Regions from separate parts of the Homo sapiens genome. Here region 2 is linked to region 1. The links are chromatin loops, found by intact Hi-C in ENCODE. Cell type or tissue: heart left ventricle. All regions are shown on one strand. Links, peaks and the distances in the headings refer to the core of each region. The heading gives the core; the rest is flanking DNA.

Region 1 (8,337 bases), core at 241-8,240:
GGGTGACAGAGCAAGACTCTGTCTCAAAAACCAAAAAAAAGGAAGGAAGGAAGGAAGGAAGGAAGGAAGGAAGGAAGGAAGGAAGGAAAAAAGAAAAGAAAAGAAAAGAGAACTTTAGATGTGAAGTTAGTCTGAAGTTCCCAAGAATCTGACAGGATTTTTCTAAAAATATTTGTAAACTGTGGCACCATCGCTCTAAAAGTTATTTCAACCTAAGAGGAATTCCCCTCCACTGCTTTCCCAAAACAAACCCACATGGGGAAAACACAACTGAGGAAAGACAGAGCAGTAGAAAGGTTCTAAGTGACTACCAACAGAATTCAACTCTGAGCCTCCAGGGGCAAAACTCAAAAAGGAAACCTGAGTAGTGAGAAAAACAGCTACAAGAAAAAAAAAATCTCTACAAGTTCCTCCGAGTACACTATCTTTTGTAGTGATGGAAGTTGTTCTATTTTATCTTTAACTTAGGCCTTAAAGAAATGCCCATTGAGAGCCTTCATTGGAGGACTACATTGTAGTGTAACGTCCAATTCTCAACGTCATTTTCCAGGTCAATGCAGAAGAATTCTATAAATGAAGAAGGTTCTGTATTTATAAGTTTTTTTGCAGCCACTATTAAGGGAAAAATACCAATGCAAAATTCAGTGCAAGACAGCACAGAAGACAAATTTTCCCACATACCAGGGTTAACTTAAAATTAAAGTAGCTATACTTTTATATACAGTTATGCCCCACACAACAGTTTCCATTAACAATGGACCACGCATGCAGTGGTGGTTGCGTAAATGGATCTGCCCTGTAAAGGTGTACCATTTTCACTTTTTATGCCTTAGTTTTACTGTACCTTTTCTATGTCTAGATATGCTTAGATACACAAATACTTACCATTTTTGTCAGGTAATGGGTGCTGTCAGGTTAGGGGGAGAGGAAAATTGCCTACAGTATGCAGTATGGTAACATGCCATGCGGGTTTGTAGACTAGGAGCAATAGGTTACACCATATACCCTATGTGTGCAGTAGGCCACGCCATCTAGGTTTCTGTAAGTCACTCGATGATGTTCACACAACAATGCAATGGCCTAAGGATGCATTTCTCAGAATGTGTCCCTGTCGTTAAGTGATGCATGACCGTATAGCTTGTAGAAGACACTAAGGGTATCATTATCAGGGCATACAGCTTATTGAAGATAGGGGCTGTATCTTACTTATCTCACTGTCCTAGTATCTAGTAATACCTAGTGCTCAGCAAATTCTCAAAAATATTTGTTGAAGGAATAAACAAATGAACAAAAGCAAAATGAGGAAATGGCACCACATTATAAAGAAAAAAATGTTTTGGGGCCTATCCTGAATGAGAGCTTTTATTGTCCTTCAGGAACATTCTTAAAAATTCTGAGAAGAGTTTTCTCATTCTCTAAGAAGACTGAGTAAATATGTCTGAGTCAGATCACTTAACTGCTACACAGAGATTGGATCTGTATCTTTCAAAGACAAGGGTTAGGCAAGGACCAACGACATCCAAATTCCCTCTAGCAAAGAAAAGGATGAGACCTTCAGGGGACCTGCAGTTGAGACGAGCCCCTGCGAGAACCTTGTTCATGGTTACAAGGCAGGGGCCGGGTGTCTTAGCCAGCCTCCCTGCGGAGCAAATAGGAATGTGCAGCTCACATGACCCTTCGTATCTCCTGCTTCAGATACTCAGGCACCAACTTAAAAAACACTGTTGGAAGGGACCACACAGATTTGCCGACATCCTTATTTTACAAAAGGAAAAAGAGAGACTTAGACAAATGAAGTGACTTGCCCACACAGCGAGTTAGTAACTGGTCCAGGATGACAACCAAGTTTTCCTGGCCCCTGATCCAAAGTTGTGTCTAACTCACACTCCTCTGCTCCTCTGCCTGAAATGAAGGGCTGACTCCAGGGCTATTCCCATCCAAAGCATCCAAGTATAAACAACCAAAATCACATCTTCAGACCTGACACAGGCTATCTGACAGTTTTGAGCACTGTGTTATTGTCAGGCCTCTGAGCCCAAGCCAAGCCATCGCATCCCCTGTGACTTGCACGTATACATCCAGATGGCCTGAAGTAACTGAAGATCCACAAAAGAAGTAAAAATAGCCTTAACTGATGACATTCCACCATTGTGATTTGTTCCTGCCCCACCCTAACTGATCAATGTACTTTGTAATCTCCCCCACCCTTAAGAAGGTTCTTTGTAATTCTCCTCACCCTTGAGAATGTACTTTGTGAGATCCACTCCTGCCCGCAAAACATTGCTCTTAACTTCACCGCCTATCCCAAAACCTATAAGAACTAATGATAATCCACCACCCTTTGCTGACTCTCTTTTCGGACTCAGCCCACCAGCACCCAGGTGAAATAAACAGCCATGTTGCTCACACAAAGCCTGTTTGGTGGTCTCTTCACACGAACGCGCATGAAATTTGGTGCCGTCTCTAAAAGGCACATAGAAAAAATGTTTCAGATCAGTTGCCTTCATGCAGAAATAAGAGATTTATTCTGGGGTGTGTTTTACGAATGATTGTTTACTCCTGTTTTTTAATACAACACTATTTAAAGTTCTCTGGGAAGAATTTGGAAGTAAGTGACTCAAGACATTACACTTTCATTTTCAGAAACTCTCTAAATAATAAACATCAGCCTCCACTGCCACTAGGAACTTGTATCTCACCGTGCTGTCAGGCTTATGACCAAAGACTGGGTTGGGGGTGCTGTCAGGTTAAGGGGAGAGGAAAAGTCATCTGTCAGACAAAGGTTCTGTTTAAGCTTATTTTGATAGCAAATAAGTTATTTTTATGGCGCCGTAGCATAAAAGTCTAGTTTACAGGGCTCTGTTTCTGGTTTTTGCCATTTACTTTCAAGTTTTATTTTAGAAGTTGGTCTTGTGCCTGGGGAAACTCATCTGGGAAGAGAAAGTACTGACTTCAGGGCACAGGTCTTGTATTGTTCCAATTCACTAAATAAAGCCATTTTTCTTATCTGCGAAACTTAAACCCGCTCCAGGATATTTTTCTTTTCCCAGTACACAGTTCAGCTGCCAAATGCATTACTGCATCGTAATTCTAAGTCCCATGTTTACATTTCTAAGAAACAATGTTTAATTACTCTAGAAGCAAAATATAAGGGAGCTACTCAAATTGTTAACAAATCGTAACCACAAGAGCTGCCTTGTACAGGGGTACAAACAGAGAGGAAAGGCAGTAAAGGGACAAGGGCCTACACGACATCTGGTGGCTTCTCTTCCCCAACACTCAAAGCATAATGCTTCCTGGGAAATCTTTCCATCAAACTATTCATAATGATAACTCATTTTTAAGACCATCCACACAGACTATCATAGCTGGGCACGTCTGTACATGTCAGAAATATGGGGAGATAATACAACTGAAAAACATCCAATCTTGGGGACAAAAACATTACGAGAACACTTGCGCTGAAAACCCTTTTTAGTCTTGGGAAACAATAAGACAAAAGCAGGTCCCAATGCAGATCCATCATGAATATCTTGATGAAGGAATGGAAGGGAGCTCGAAGCTGGGTTTTAAAAAAGCAAAAATTCCTAGAGTTGCATCTTATGCCACTTAACCATGTGATGAGGTTTGGAGGTTTTTTCCCCCTCCAAATCTCATGTTGAAATGTGACCTCCAATGTTGGAGGTGAGGCCTAGTGGGAGGCGTTTGGGTCACAGGGACGGATCACTCATGAATGGCTTGGTCCTGTCCTTGCCATAGCAAGTGAGTTCCTATTCTGAGTTCACACAAGAGCTGGTTGGTTAAAAGAGCAAGGCCCCTCCTCCCTTGCTCTCTCTTGCTCCCTCTTTCGCCGTGTGTCTTGCCTGCTCCCCCTTAGCCTTCTGCCTTGATTACAAGGTTCCTAGGCCTCACAGGTAGCGGAGCAGATGCTGGTGCCATGCTTGCAGAGCCTGCAGAACCATGAGCCAATAAAACCTCTTTTCTTTATAAATTACCCAGTCTCAGGTATTCCTTTATTGCAACACAGAACAGAGTAACACACCATGAAATGAACGTTTTTAAGAATAAGACTAAATTGTCAGCAGTAATAACTCAGATTCATTATTACCTACCTAATTAATTCATCAGTGAGGACAAAGATCCAGTGATAGCCCTAAAAAAGAATAGCATCTTCCTAATAAAATGTCTAAGGTGGGGTGGCCGTGGAATGAGCTCAAAGTCCCAGCTGCCCAAATGTCAGACAGTAATTCTGAAATGGTTTTCTACATTATAATACAATTCCAACAGGATTTTCTGACTCACTGCCTCTCCTCATGGGACAAAATGTTTTGATACTGCACCGTGATATACAATAGAGTAAGTCCTTCTTACGTCATTATTCATCTCGAATGTCATAATACCTTTCATCTGAGTCTGGCGCTCCCCGGCAGAGGGAGTTAACACAAAAATACATAAGGGAATTGAAACAAGGAGAATACACAGCATTCATTTTCAAATGAAAAACAACAATGTCAACTAGAAAACCTGATTCACGATAAAAGTCTAGGTGTAATTGGGAAACAGTATTTACCACTAGAGATCAGATTTTATTAAAACTTTTTAAAAAAAGTTTCCTTAACTGTGCATGCTTTTCCCTCTAAGAACAGTTTGGGTTTTTTGATCTTTTATGAATCTGACATTTCTTTATTTTCTCCTTATGTGGATTTGTTTGGCAGGTATTTGTGACTTCATGATTTTGTATCCTCTCTAAGTCCTTTTCATATTCTTTCTCCTAATCTTTCTCTAACAATTTCATCTCCCTGGAATAGACAAAAGGCCCCCAGAATTCAGTGATGGCTAACTGTCACACTATACTGCCTCAAAAGGCATAATCGGGAGGGGCAGGGAAAATGGGGAGATATAGATCAAAGCATACAAAGATGCAGTTATCTTGGATGAAAAAATCTAGAGTACCACACAAGTATTGTCGTTAATAATATTGCATTATATATTACAAATTTGCTATGATAGTAGATTTTAGGTACTCTCGCCACAAAAAAAGAAAGGTAACTATGTGAAATGATGGGTGTGTTAATTTAATTGTAGTAATTACTTCACTAGGAATATGTATATCAAATATCATGTTGTATACTTTCAATACATACAATTTAAAACAAAAAAGAAAAAAAAAAGGCCTATTAACGAAGGCAGCTCCAAGAGATTAAAAGCAACCTGGCTCACCTAAGGAAGTGTAGGAAGTGCTGATGAGGCAAAATAACCGGCTAATGTTTTTAATGTCGGAAAGAAGGTGTTTGGATCAGGCCACTTCAAAAGCCCTGGAGTGGAAGATAAGAATTTAGAGGACATTTAGGAACATACCAGACTTAGAGAATAACTTCTGTGGTCACCCTGCTTATGTTGTATATGTTTGAATCGTTACAGCTACAAGCTATCAATGACCCATTTCGAAATGGCTCAAGTCAGGTTCTGCAACACACCAATTAAATCAGAATCTCTGTGAGTAGAGCCCAGGCATCTGGATTCTAAAGCTCCCAGGGTGATTCTAATGCGCAACCAGGCTGAGAAATCACAGCATCAGCCAATCACGCTTTGGGCCTCAGGTCTTAGACCACTTACCAAAACCACATGGGAGGCTGAGTCCTGAGCAAAGCTGAGGGCTTATCATTAAGGAAGGGAGAGGGAGGGAGGGAAGCGTTGATGGCTGATGGGGAAGGAGCAGAGAGTATAAATACAATTTTAGAAAATCTTTTTTTCTTTTTTTTTTTTCAGACGGGGTCTCGCTCTGTCACCAGGCAGGAGTGCAGCCGCAATCTTGGCTCATTGCAACCTCTGACTCCCTGGTTCAAGCAATTCTCCTGCCTCAGCCTCCCGAGCAGCTGGGACTACAGGCACGTGCCACCACGCTCGGCTAATTTTTGTCTTTTTAGTAGAGACAGGGTTTCACCATGTTGGCCAGGATGGTCTCGATCTCCTGACCTCGTGATCCTCCTGCCTTGGCCTCCCAAAGTGCTGGGATTACAGGCGTGAGCCACCACGCCCAGCCCTAGAAATGCATTTTTTTAAAGAAAATTAAAAACCTGGTAATATTTGTTACGGTGATCTGAAATAATAATGTACAAATTACAGGTTTCTGCAGTTTTTCATTTGTTTACAACAAATCATATTATTCATCAATGCATATATATACATATATGCTAAACTGGGAACACATACGATTACTTCATCATTTCATTCTGTGACTTCAATAGGTTAAAATGACTGTCTTTCTTAAATTTCAGTTCCTAATTGGCCAATGTATAAACAATAAAATATGCAGCCTTAAAGATAAGCAAGGAAGATACCTTTGTTACCTTCAAAATGATATTGTAATCTGTTTTTAGAGATCATCTGCTTAGCCAGCAAGACATGCACAAGGAGTTGGAAACTTCCCTTTTTTTCATAATTTTGTTTTGAAAACTCATAAACAAACTCATTCAAAACAAACAGTCCCAGCATGCTAGCTATACGTTTTCCCCAGAAAATACAAAGAAGAAAAGAGAGTGGTCCTTGGAGTGGTCTAACTGACCTCATTCCAAGAGGGGTGCTTCAAAATTGAGACATATGAGCCTATCTCCCCAAAGAGGCAGGAGATTCAACAAAGCTGTGAGCTCTTCTGATGAATTTACATTTGGAGCCCACGACAGAATAGGCAAGGTGGCACAGCATTATGTCATGTCAAGTTACTTCTTGCTTATACATATTTAAAACTACAAAAGAGGAACAAGTATTCATAATTATTTTGCTCATTAATATGTTCATACCTTCATAACCGTGTATACAAAATATATACATTTGTATTGAAGGTGTTAACTTTAAAATTCAGTGAACCTAAAGGTATTGCTTGCTCTGTTTTATTTCATTGCATAACTAATAAAGTTTATTTTATATATATATTTAATTTTAAGTTCTGGGATACATGTGCAGGATGTGCAGGTTTGTCACATAGGTAAATGTGTGCCATGGTGGTTTGCTGCACCTATTAACCAATAAAGTTCATTTATATTGTTTAAGTATTTTCATCTACTCTTTAGCTATATAACAGGCTGTCGGTTTTGTTTTGCTGGGGAAAAAATGAGGTCCCCTTAAGGGCAAGATTTGCCATGTTGTTTTTTAATGATAGTGGCATTTAGTATTTAGTATGGAAAGAGTATCTACTTTACCTCCTAGTACTGAAAGCCACATACTGACAACAATGGCAAATGGTGCCCTATGATCTTTTCCTCAGTTAGCTCTAGGGCAATGCCCAATAACAGAAACATTATGTAAGCCACCTATGCAATTTCAAATTTTATAGTCATCACAATTTTAAGAAGATAACATTATTTTAATAGTACATTTTATTTAACCTAATGTACCAAAAATATTATCATCTCAACAAATAATCAACATTTTAAAATTACTTATTGTATATTATTCTTTTTAAATACTAAGTCTTTGAAATATAGCATGTATTTTACACTCACAGCATATCTCAACTTGGACATTAAATTTTTACTGGAAATCTTTTATCATAAACTTTAGAGATGAAAAGGTAAGCTCACATATTCAAGTTGTTCCAATCATATATATTGGATATCAATTTTAAAGTTTTGATTAAAACTAAATACAATTTACAATTCCATTATTCTGTCACACTACCATCTCTCATGTGTTTTTGAGCCAAATATCTCTATTGGCTATAGTACTGGGTGGCTGAGCTCTAGACTAGGAGAGTACGATGGTGCTTGAACACCACCCTGCTGTTCTCCAGAAGAAGTGGTCCATACCCCAACCAGAAGAACCCAAGGAAGGAAGCTGAAGAAGGAAGCTGTCACAGCTCAGGCCCAAATAATGTTCATTCCAATGCGGGAAGCTGAGAACCACAAACCCTCACTAGCATAAACCGATGGTGTTCAGTAAGACCCTTGGAGGATCTGCATGAGGATCCAACTCATCATGTGACAACTGCAAAATTGGTTCTCAGAAGCAAAACCAACCGGGGACACTAGCACCAGAATCTTATCCTAAAGCTTCCTAAAGCATGGTGTGATTAACTGAGATGAAAAAATCTAAGGCCCCTAGATCCCAGCACCTCTAGAGCTGTTTCTAACTTTGGTTGCAAATTCCCTCCCAAATAACATTTTAGAGTCACAGTTACCTGTTGAATACACATGCTAAGAGGATCAGTGATTATTCTGATAAATTACATTCTGTACCATTTTTCCTAAGCCATTTCCAGTCACTCTTATAAATGCTGCTTACCTAAATGCCCTGCAGTGTAGTGGGTGGTGCAGAACATGTCAGACGGACACATATCTG
Region 2 (8,337 bases), core at 14-8,013, 54 kb before region 1:
AATAACGTTTTGGCTATTTCAGGTTAAATAAATATTATTACAATTAATTTCACTTGCTTCTTACTTGGCTATGTATCTACCAGTACTTTAAAAATCACATTTACTGCTTACATTATATTTCCACAGGACTGCGCTGGGTGAGGGTGTTTCAGCTTATGTTACAATTTAGCTACACAGGGGTGACCTTCCGTATGTCATGCACTGGCTTTCTGCCTCGGGTTTCTTCATTCGTAAGATGTCAAGAGTTTGGACTAAATGCCTTTTACAATCCCCTATCACTCTAAGATCCTAGAACCTGTGGGTTCAGCAGTTATTGCTGGTGGAGAAAAGACACAAGAACCAGGTGAAGACAGTCCTGTAATGCAGGGCAGCCCTCGTTAGAGCTGGGGCCAGGACAGGGTGCCCAAGAAAAGCATGGGGTGTCCCTTAGAGCCACCCGACAGCCAGTGTGTCCTGACGCTGGAGACAACGCTGTTTACACGTCAGCCCTGCAGCTGACAAAGGGTATTTGAGGAAAGCCCTGCTCTAGTATGCGGCTGACTCTCAGGCTCAGCACATGTGCCACCTGCTAACAGATGAGCTGGTTGACACAGCTCTAGAGCACAGCTGATGGAAGGCATGCGGTGTCATTTACACCCAAGGTTCATGGGACAGAAGCACGTATCAGCACCAAAAAGTTCCAGAAGATTGATCTCACCCATGTGCCACCCATCTGCACGGGACCTCAAATAATGAAAAAAAAAAGCAACTTGTCAGCTTTATTCATAATTGGCAAAACTTGCAAGCCACCAAGATGTCCCTCAGGAGGTGAGGAGATAAACTGTGCAGGCAGTGGAATATTATTCAGCACTAAAAAAAATGAGCCGTCAAGCCATAGAAAAACATGGAGGAAACTTAAATGCATATTACTAAGTGAAAGAAACCAACCTGAAAAGGCTACATACTGTATGGTTCCAACTACATGACATTCTGGAAAAGGCAAAACTATGGAGACAGTAAAGATCAGTGGTTGCCAGGGTTGAGGAGGAGGGAGGGATGACACAGAGGATTTGTAGGGTAGTGAAAGAGACACATGTCATTATACATTTACCCAAACCGATAGAATGTACAACACCAAGAGTGAACACACTAATGTAAACTGTGGACTTTGGGTGACATTGATGTGTCCGGATAGGTTCACAGATTGTAACAAATGAACCACTCTGGTGGGGAACGTTGATGACAGAGAGATTGTGCATGTGTGGGAGTAGAGGGTATGTGGGATATCTTTGTACCTTCCTCTCAATTTTGCTGTGAACCTAAAACTGCTCTTAAAAATAAAGTCTGGTTTTTTTAGTTGTTATTCATATTGTATTTGCAAATCCTAAACCAAATTTTAGCAACCATGGATTTTGTGGCTATCAGATACCTAAAAGAAGCATTAAAAGAAAAAGCAGCAGCATATGACCGTCACTTTCATCCAAAGCTTTCACCTAGGAAATTTTTTGTTTCCTAGAACCAGTTAAAATGGCACCTTCTGAGTTATGTGGACAGCAAGATTGAGTCTTCCTGCCCCCTCAGCCCCATTCAGGCCCAGCACCTGACGGTCTTCACAATCTGCCCCAGCCATCTTTCCAGGTTCACCTTCCACCATTCAACAGTAACATTCAGCAAACATCTGCTGGGTGCCTATCAGGTGCCAGGCACCTGGGATGCAACAGCAAGTAAGCAGCTATCAGGGTGTGGGGGGAGCTGGCACAGAGAAAGCCAAGTAAGAAAACAACTGTGATGCTATGAAAATTGAGTAATAAGTATGGAGTGCTTGCCTTAGGAGCACCTAACTCAGGCTTGGAGGATCTGGGAAGGCTTTTTGGACAAAGTGAGATCTAACTTGGCTAAGAACTAACCAAGAAAGGAGCGGGGAGGAAGAAACAGCCCATGACGAAAGAGTGATGTGTGCACAAGTCCAGAAATGAAAATGAACAAGGTGCATTCCCAGAAGGTAGGAACTTGGAGAGTGAAGGTGCCAGTGGCAAGAGATGAACCCGAAGAGGTGAGCAGGGGCCTGACCACAGAAGGCCTCGAATGCCCTGTGAAGGAGTTGCCTGTGGCCTAAATCTAAGGCAGTGGGCATGAGGAGGGTGTGCCCAGCCCCATTCTATCTACCTAGACTTCAGCAGGATTAAACGGCTTCCTACTCCCAAGCACGACATGGACTTCTAGGATGTATTGCCTTTGCACAAGCTGTCCCTTCTCCTTGAATGCTTTCCCTGTCCCTGACTTCTTTTTTCCTCCTAGGAAATCCCACATGGGCTTATTTAAGGGGCCTCTCAAAGGGCTCTTCTTTTCCAAACCTCTCACAACCCGAAGACTGAATTAATTAATCATTCCCTGCCTCGTGCACATGCTTCTTGTAATAGAAACTTTTGGGGACAGGGTTGGGGGGGGATGGGCAGTGTCTGCTCAAATTAATATCTGTCTTCTTTCAGAATTACCCCCTTTGGTGGCAGCCCAACAGCCACATCTGAGCAGTGTGACCATGTGCCTTGGGCACAGCAGACTCAGTCGGCGAGAACATCAGACCAGATCTGCCTCTCACTTAGAACCCAGGGCTGAGAGATGCTAGTAGGTCTCTTGCTAGGTGCTTTACCTGGGAGAACATTTAAACTTGGGCAACCTCTGCCGTTGTATGGAAGAGGAAAAGCTGAGCAGAAAAATGAACCGCTGCCATGGTCCTTCACAACATTCCAGTGTCTTGTCCTAGTCACTCATGACCTGTGACCAAATGTCTTCATCGTAAGTGATCTGATGGACCCCTGTATCCTCTAACCAACGCTGACTTTTGGTGTGAGCTAGCTGGAATGAGTTTTGGACAATGCTATCAAATAATCCATGAAAAAGACACTTTCTATAGCTCTAACGTCTTTCTACAGCAATTATTAATTTCTATATTAAAGTCAAAGTTGATACGTATGTGACATGGGTGCCATCACTCTCCTAGCCCAATCCCACTAAAGACATGACTAAGCAATCACAGCATTCTCTATCTGGGCCTCACAGGCCAGCACCGTGGTGCTCCGGGTGGCCCCAGAGGAGTTGGCACAAAAGACAAAACTTATTGGCCATCATTGTTCTAGACTGGAATCTACTGAAAGACAGGTACTGTGCCCTTTTCATCATTTAATCACATCAAGCCCTGTGCCTGACACAAGATCAGGATGGAATAAGCCAATGCTTAGATGATAAATGAAGACTATCACCTTTCAGCCTGACTGCTAACTCCTGCTTCTTCCTTCACCTATGTTAGCTCAATGGAAGTTTAGAAAGTATTCATTCTTTCCCAATTTAGAAAAAGGGTAAATAATTAAATTAGTAGTGAAAGAGCTGAAATATAACAGTGCATCTCAGCTTCACACACATTTGTAATCCATCTCTGCTCATCTATAGCTTGTTCTCCTTTTCTATCCCTAGGGACACGGTCACATTTTAAAATTACAACGATTTGCGACAATGATTTCTAAAATCTCGACAGAATCAGAGCACCCCATTCTTTCTGTCTTCTGACTTAATTTTATACCTTCATGAAGTGTGGCCTACTAACTTATTTGGAGATTATTTTGGCAGTTTAGCCATAATTTTTTACAAATTTATATGCAATCTGAAAATACTAACTACAACATGATAGCCCATAAACTTCAAAAACGGCAAATCCTGCAAACTTCAGGAGCTGTAAATTACAGGAAGCCTTTAAATTCCAGGAACTGTGTCTGTCACAGTGAAGTTTCAAAGCTGTTCCTCTCCCCACTTAATGTCTTTATCATATACCTGCCCTCAAACAACAGAGGCTCTACCTTGTCCAACCGTAGCAAAAAGGTTTTCTGAATACCTTGAGAGGCTATGATCAGTCAACCAACAAAAAAGAGCATCTTAAAAATCGGTAACATACCAGCTCCATTAACTGTTTGAGCTGACCTATCTCTTCTGGTAATGATCCAAGTTTGTTGTTACTTGCGATTAAGACTTTGAGAGGCAGACCACACAGGCAGGCAGGCAGGGCGGACAGCTGATTTCGACTGCAAAGACAATACAACAAGAACACATGTAAACAGAAAGGCCACTTCATACTGTCTGTGAACCTGTTTTTAACAAGAAAGGAAAAAGGAGTGATCTGAGAAGACATTTTACAAATACAAGAAGTCCAATATATTTTCTGTGTGACAACTCAAATGACAAGTATGTAAGAAAACAAAATATGTTTTTCTTTTTTTAAAAAAAAATAAAAAATAAAAAATAAGGGTATGGGCAGTTCTCAAAGAGACAACTTTATTCAACACAAGGAATGCCATCAAAGTCCCCCCGCCACCCCGCCACCCCGCCACCGCCACTTAGAAGCTGAGCCCTCGGCCAGCCAGGAGGCAGATGGAGAGCACATCCTGCACAACCAATAGCAACGGGAAGCTGGTGCCAACTGCCCTCTCCTGACAATGTGTGCAGGAAACTCAGCTGGACCAAAGCAACCAGCACCACACAGGCATCATTTCATCCATTGCAGTAGGGATGGGGAAGATAATTTTGCTGCAACTCACAAAACCACCGGGCTCATTTCCAACATTTTGACTCAGCTTCCTTTTGTTAAAACAAGGGTTGCTACAGTTTAAGTCTGTTTTGGTATCTGCAAGAGAGCTAACTAAAAGAGAAAGAAAGGAAAGTTGGTCTTCTGGCAAAGTGGAACTGCAGCCCAGAGGGGTTTAGTTCCACAGAGCAGCCAAAAAAGTCTAAGTTGATGTCTCATCTCTGCTCTACAAGAAGAGGGTCTCTACCCAGAAGTTTCTGAACTTTCTATCATCAATGCTTAGTTTTCATGGAGATGGAAAATACTAGATAAATAAAATCTACGAACCATCCTTATTTATATGTCAGCCATTTATTTCAATCTCCTCCCCCACAAAAAGCCCCTTTTTCCTGCTACCAAGCAAAAAGACAGATGGGTTTCAGTTTCCCTTTCTTTCTCTGCCCTTCTGGTGTTGAAGCCAACAACCACAGAGTGAAATATCTAAAAATCTGTATGTCATTCAGTGTAACTATTTAATAAAACTGCTGTGTGTTTGCACACACATGCATAAAGTTTCAGAAGCTGTGTTCCTGTGTGAGTGTATTTATAGACATGCATGTATCTGTGTATGTGAGGGGGAGAGACAGACAGAATGGAAATACACCAAAATACTATCGGTACTCCTCTTCGGGTATAGGTACAATGGATGGTTTTTATTTCCATTATTATACTTTGATGTATTTTCCAAACTTTCTACAAGTGCTTTTATCATCAGGAAAGAAACATCATTATAAAATGATAAATGTGACCTGGATATGTGTTACGAGTGCTCCTATTTGTGAAAATTCTTTATTTTTTATTTTTTATTTTTTTAATTATACTTTGAGTTCTAGGGTACATGTGCACAACGTGCAGGTTTGTTATATATGTATACATGCGCCATGTTGGTGTACTGCACCCATTAACTTGTCATTTACATTAGGTATATCTCCTAATGCTATCCCTCCCCCCCTCCCCCCACCCCACGACAGGCCCCGGTGTGTGATGTTCCCCTTCCTGTGTCCAAGTGTTCTCATTGTTCAATTCCCACCTATGAGTGAGAACATGAAAATTCTTTGAGATGTATACTTATGATCTGTGCACTTTTCTGAATATATGTCATTCTTCAATTAGAAGTTTGACTCTCCTCCATATGAGGGAGCAGAAATCTGGTTAACTGAAGGGCAGCTCTACCTGATGAGCTCAGAAAAAGCAGGTGCTGTGCTGTGGAAAGAACCTTTCTAATCTGGGCACGGCCTTGTCAACACCTTGATATCTCTGCTGCTCCAGGGCACTCAATTACCCATGTAACTATGTTTTAGCAAGAAGAGATACAGTCATATCTTCTCTCCATTGTGCAGACCCATGGAAAAAGCTATTTCCAGAAAGAGGCAGATTTTTCTTTAAGAGGGTCCAGCAGAAGGAGGGAGGAGATTGAGTGCCCTCCTGGTAGGTTCCTGGCTTGCAAAAGACCAACCAGCTCTTCACTTTCCCTAGTTAGCAGGATTGGACCAAGAGAATAAGGGCAATGGGCCCGCACTGGCACTCTCTCCTGGTCTCTGGGGACGGTGGAAGGGAGGAGCTAGGGCCAGCAGCCTGTGTTTCTGCCTCTCACATCCCTCCCAAGGCTCTCTCTCACCAGCAGGGGCTCAGTGGGACTCTTTTGGCTGGAGGAGGGGGTCTTCCTGTTACCCTGCTGTGAGGGCTTTTTTCAAGCTCCAAAAAAGGCTCCTTCAGAAAAGAGAACTCAGTTTATTAAAAGGTGGCAAGCAAATAATTTGAAATGTAACTTGTGGTTATAAAATATTTGTTAATATGCAATTTTATAAAGTGAGGATCGGCAAATAAAAATGTTAATAAGGCAAGTCTATTTATTTGGAGCCATACGTAAACCTCCTTTTGAAGAGGGATAATGAGAACAAAGATTAGTATTTTCAAGAAAGTTCTACATTCCTATTTTTAGCAGAGTTAACAAATACAAGTTAAGATCTTTCCTACATTTCTTTGCCTGGAAACTCAGAGTTACACTCTAAGTTATCCGTCTCACTAGTTGGTGCAGGGATCTAACCAGATTAGCAGATATGGAACTGGGAGAGTCATGTATCATACTACTTTGAGAAACACAAAGAAAGTTCTGCTCATTCAGATGCGTGAGTATTTGAGATTACATGGGTTTATTCTCATTGGAAATCTTCCAGAGTGGGTACTTACTTAAAATAAAATAAAATTTAAGCTTGTGAAAACATTCATGGTCTCTTTGAGGGGAACGGATGCTTTTTACACTAAAAGCTGCTGATGGAATGGCCTATCTCATATTTATGTTCCATATATGTCTTGTTTACACTGTAGTTAATCATCTGTAGACTTACCAATTCACCATGCTAAGAATTTAGTCACCGTACAGCAGGCCACAGACCTGGGGCACATTTCTTCGACTTCATCTCTCTGCTCCCTCAGCCTCTACTTCATATATTTTATCACAGGATGTTCCTGTATTACTTGTAATTTCCCCAATAGAAAAAGGAAATACACAGGCACACAAAAGCCCATTTGCTCTCCAGCAAATATTTAGACAGGAGAGGAAAAGCTGCATTCCCTTTAATCCTCTACCCACTAGCAACCACAGCAGCAGCCTCAGCTTTTTGAAACCACTCTTCTGGCAGCAATTTTTCTCAAGCAAGTAAGTGCCTCAGGCCACAATCCACTATCCTACACCCCTGGTCTTCTGCAGCCTTGGTGCTATAAACTGGCTCTGTGCTGAAAGAACGTTTGAAAATAAGGCCATATTGTATCCGACAAGCTACATCACCAGAGCCAAGTCTACACCCCCACCCCTACCCCAAACCTGTCTCTTTGTCACTGTCCCTGCAGAGTCTGGGTTGAAGATCAGGGTGGGGAGGAAAGAGAAAGAGAGGGAAGGCAGTGGGCTTTTACCAGATCCATATTATTGTGAATGCTTCATCTTCCATCTTTTTCAGTTAAATGACTTCCTGCTGGATTCATTTGTCTATTTCATCATTTCAAGATGAAATAAGGCAGCTCAATATAATCTAAACATTCTTGGCAGCCTAAATTTGCAGGATACATTTATCTTGGCTTCAAGTACCACTATCCCTCACTTAACTCCTAAATTAAGGAATTTACAAACCAAATCACTTTTTCTGGTTTTACTTTTAGAGTATTATTTTGATGTATTTTGACTATGGCACTTATTGATGTCCATAGTTTGAGTCTCAATCTTAGTATCTGATATTATTTATTATTGGTTTATCAAAAGGTTATTTTCCTTAAGATATGTGATTATAAAGACATGCTATGTTCTTACAGGTGATTTTATTAACAGAGCATAATACCCACATTTTTAAATTCTACTGGAATATACCTCTGTATTTTCAGTGAATGGATTCACTTAACAGAATACAGAAAATTATTTTCACTTAGAAAATAATTTATAGAAAAATTTATATAACAAATTTACTCACTCAATTGGCTGCTTGGTGTGGCAGAAAAGTCACCAATTGTAAAAACCTTTCAGATTGTCAAGAGACTGCCCCTCCCAGACTAAGCCAATTTTTAAGTAAGAGATAAAGAGAGAAAGGCCACCTGTTGTGAAATTTTAAGACCTGGGTTCAAATACCATAGAGATGATTTGCCACAAATCAGGTAAATCATTTAATCTCTCTGGTTTTCTCAGCTATAAAACAGAGACAATAAGACCTACCTAACACGACATTATAGATGTGAAAATGCTTAGCCCAACACCACAT

The links. Hi-C counts contacts between places; a loop is a spot of excess contacts. Peaks named below come from ENCODE experiments on the same cell type or tissue, not always from the same donor. Only the 100,000 strongest peaks of a DNase experiment are listed, where the experiment ranks them.
Region 2: a loop joins it to region 1, with 1.8 times the contacts of the local background. A loop is called at or near these places in 19 of 110 quality-filtered maps.

Annotation. Positions count from the first base shown.
Region 1 is chr13:46,610,816-46,619,152 of GRCh38, reverse strand. All of the region lies in intron 1 of LRCH1 (leucine rich repeats and calponin homology domain containing 1), which reads right to left. Among named protein-coding and RNA genes, the nearest start is that of LRCH1, 62 kb to the right of the region's middle. RefSeq lists enhancers at 1-37, 38-542. In heart left ventricle, for the core only: CTCF peaks have their summits at 3,215 and 4,410 (motif pointing right); no DNase peak of the experiment used is centred there; H3K4me3 peaks cover 847 bases; H3K27ac peaks cover 3,164 bases.
Region 2 is chr13:46,664,745-46,673,081 of GRCh38, reverse strand. LRCH1 (leucine rich repeats and calponin homology domain containing 1) reads right to left here. Exons shown (of 20, transcript NM_001164211.2): 3 at 3,926-4,052. Among named protein-coding and RNA genes, the nearest start is that of LRCH1, 120 kb to the right of the region's middle. RefSeq lists enhancers at 4,731-4,780, 4,841-5,060, 5,576-5,625. In heart left ventricle, for the core only: no CTCF peak of the experiment used is centred there; DNase peaks (open chromatin) are centred at 4,441 and 6,161; H3K4me3 peaks cover 767 bases; H3K27ac peaks cover 1,796 bases.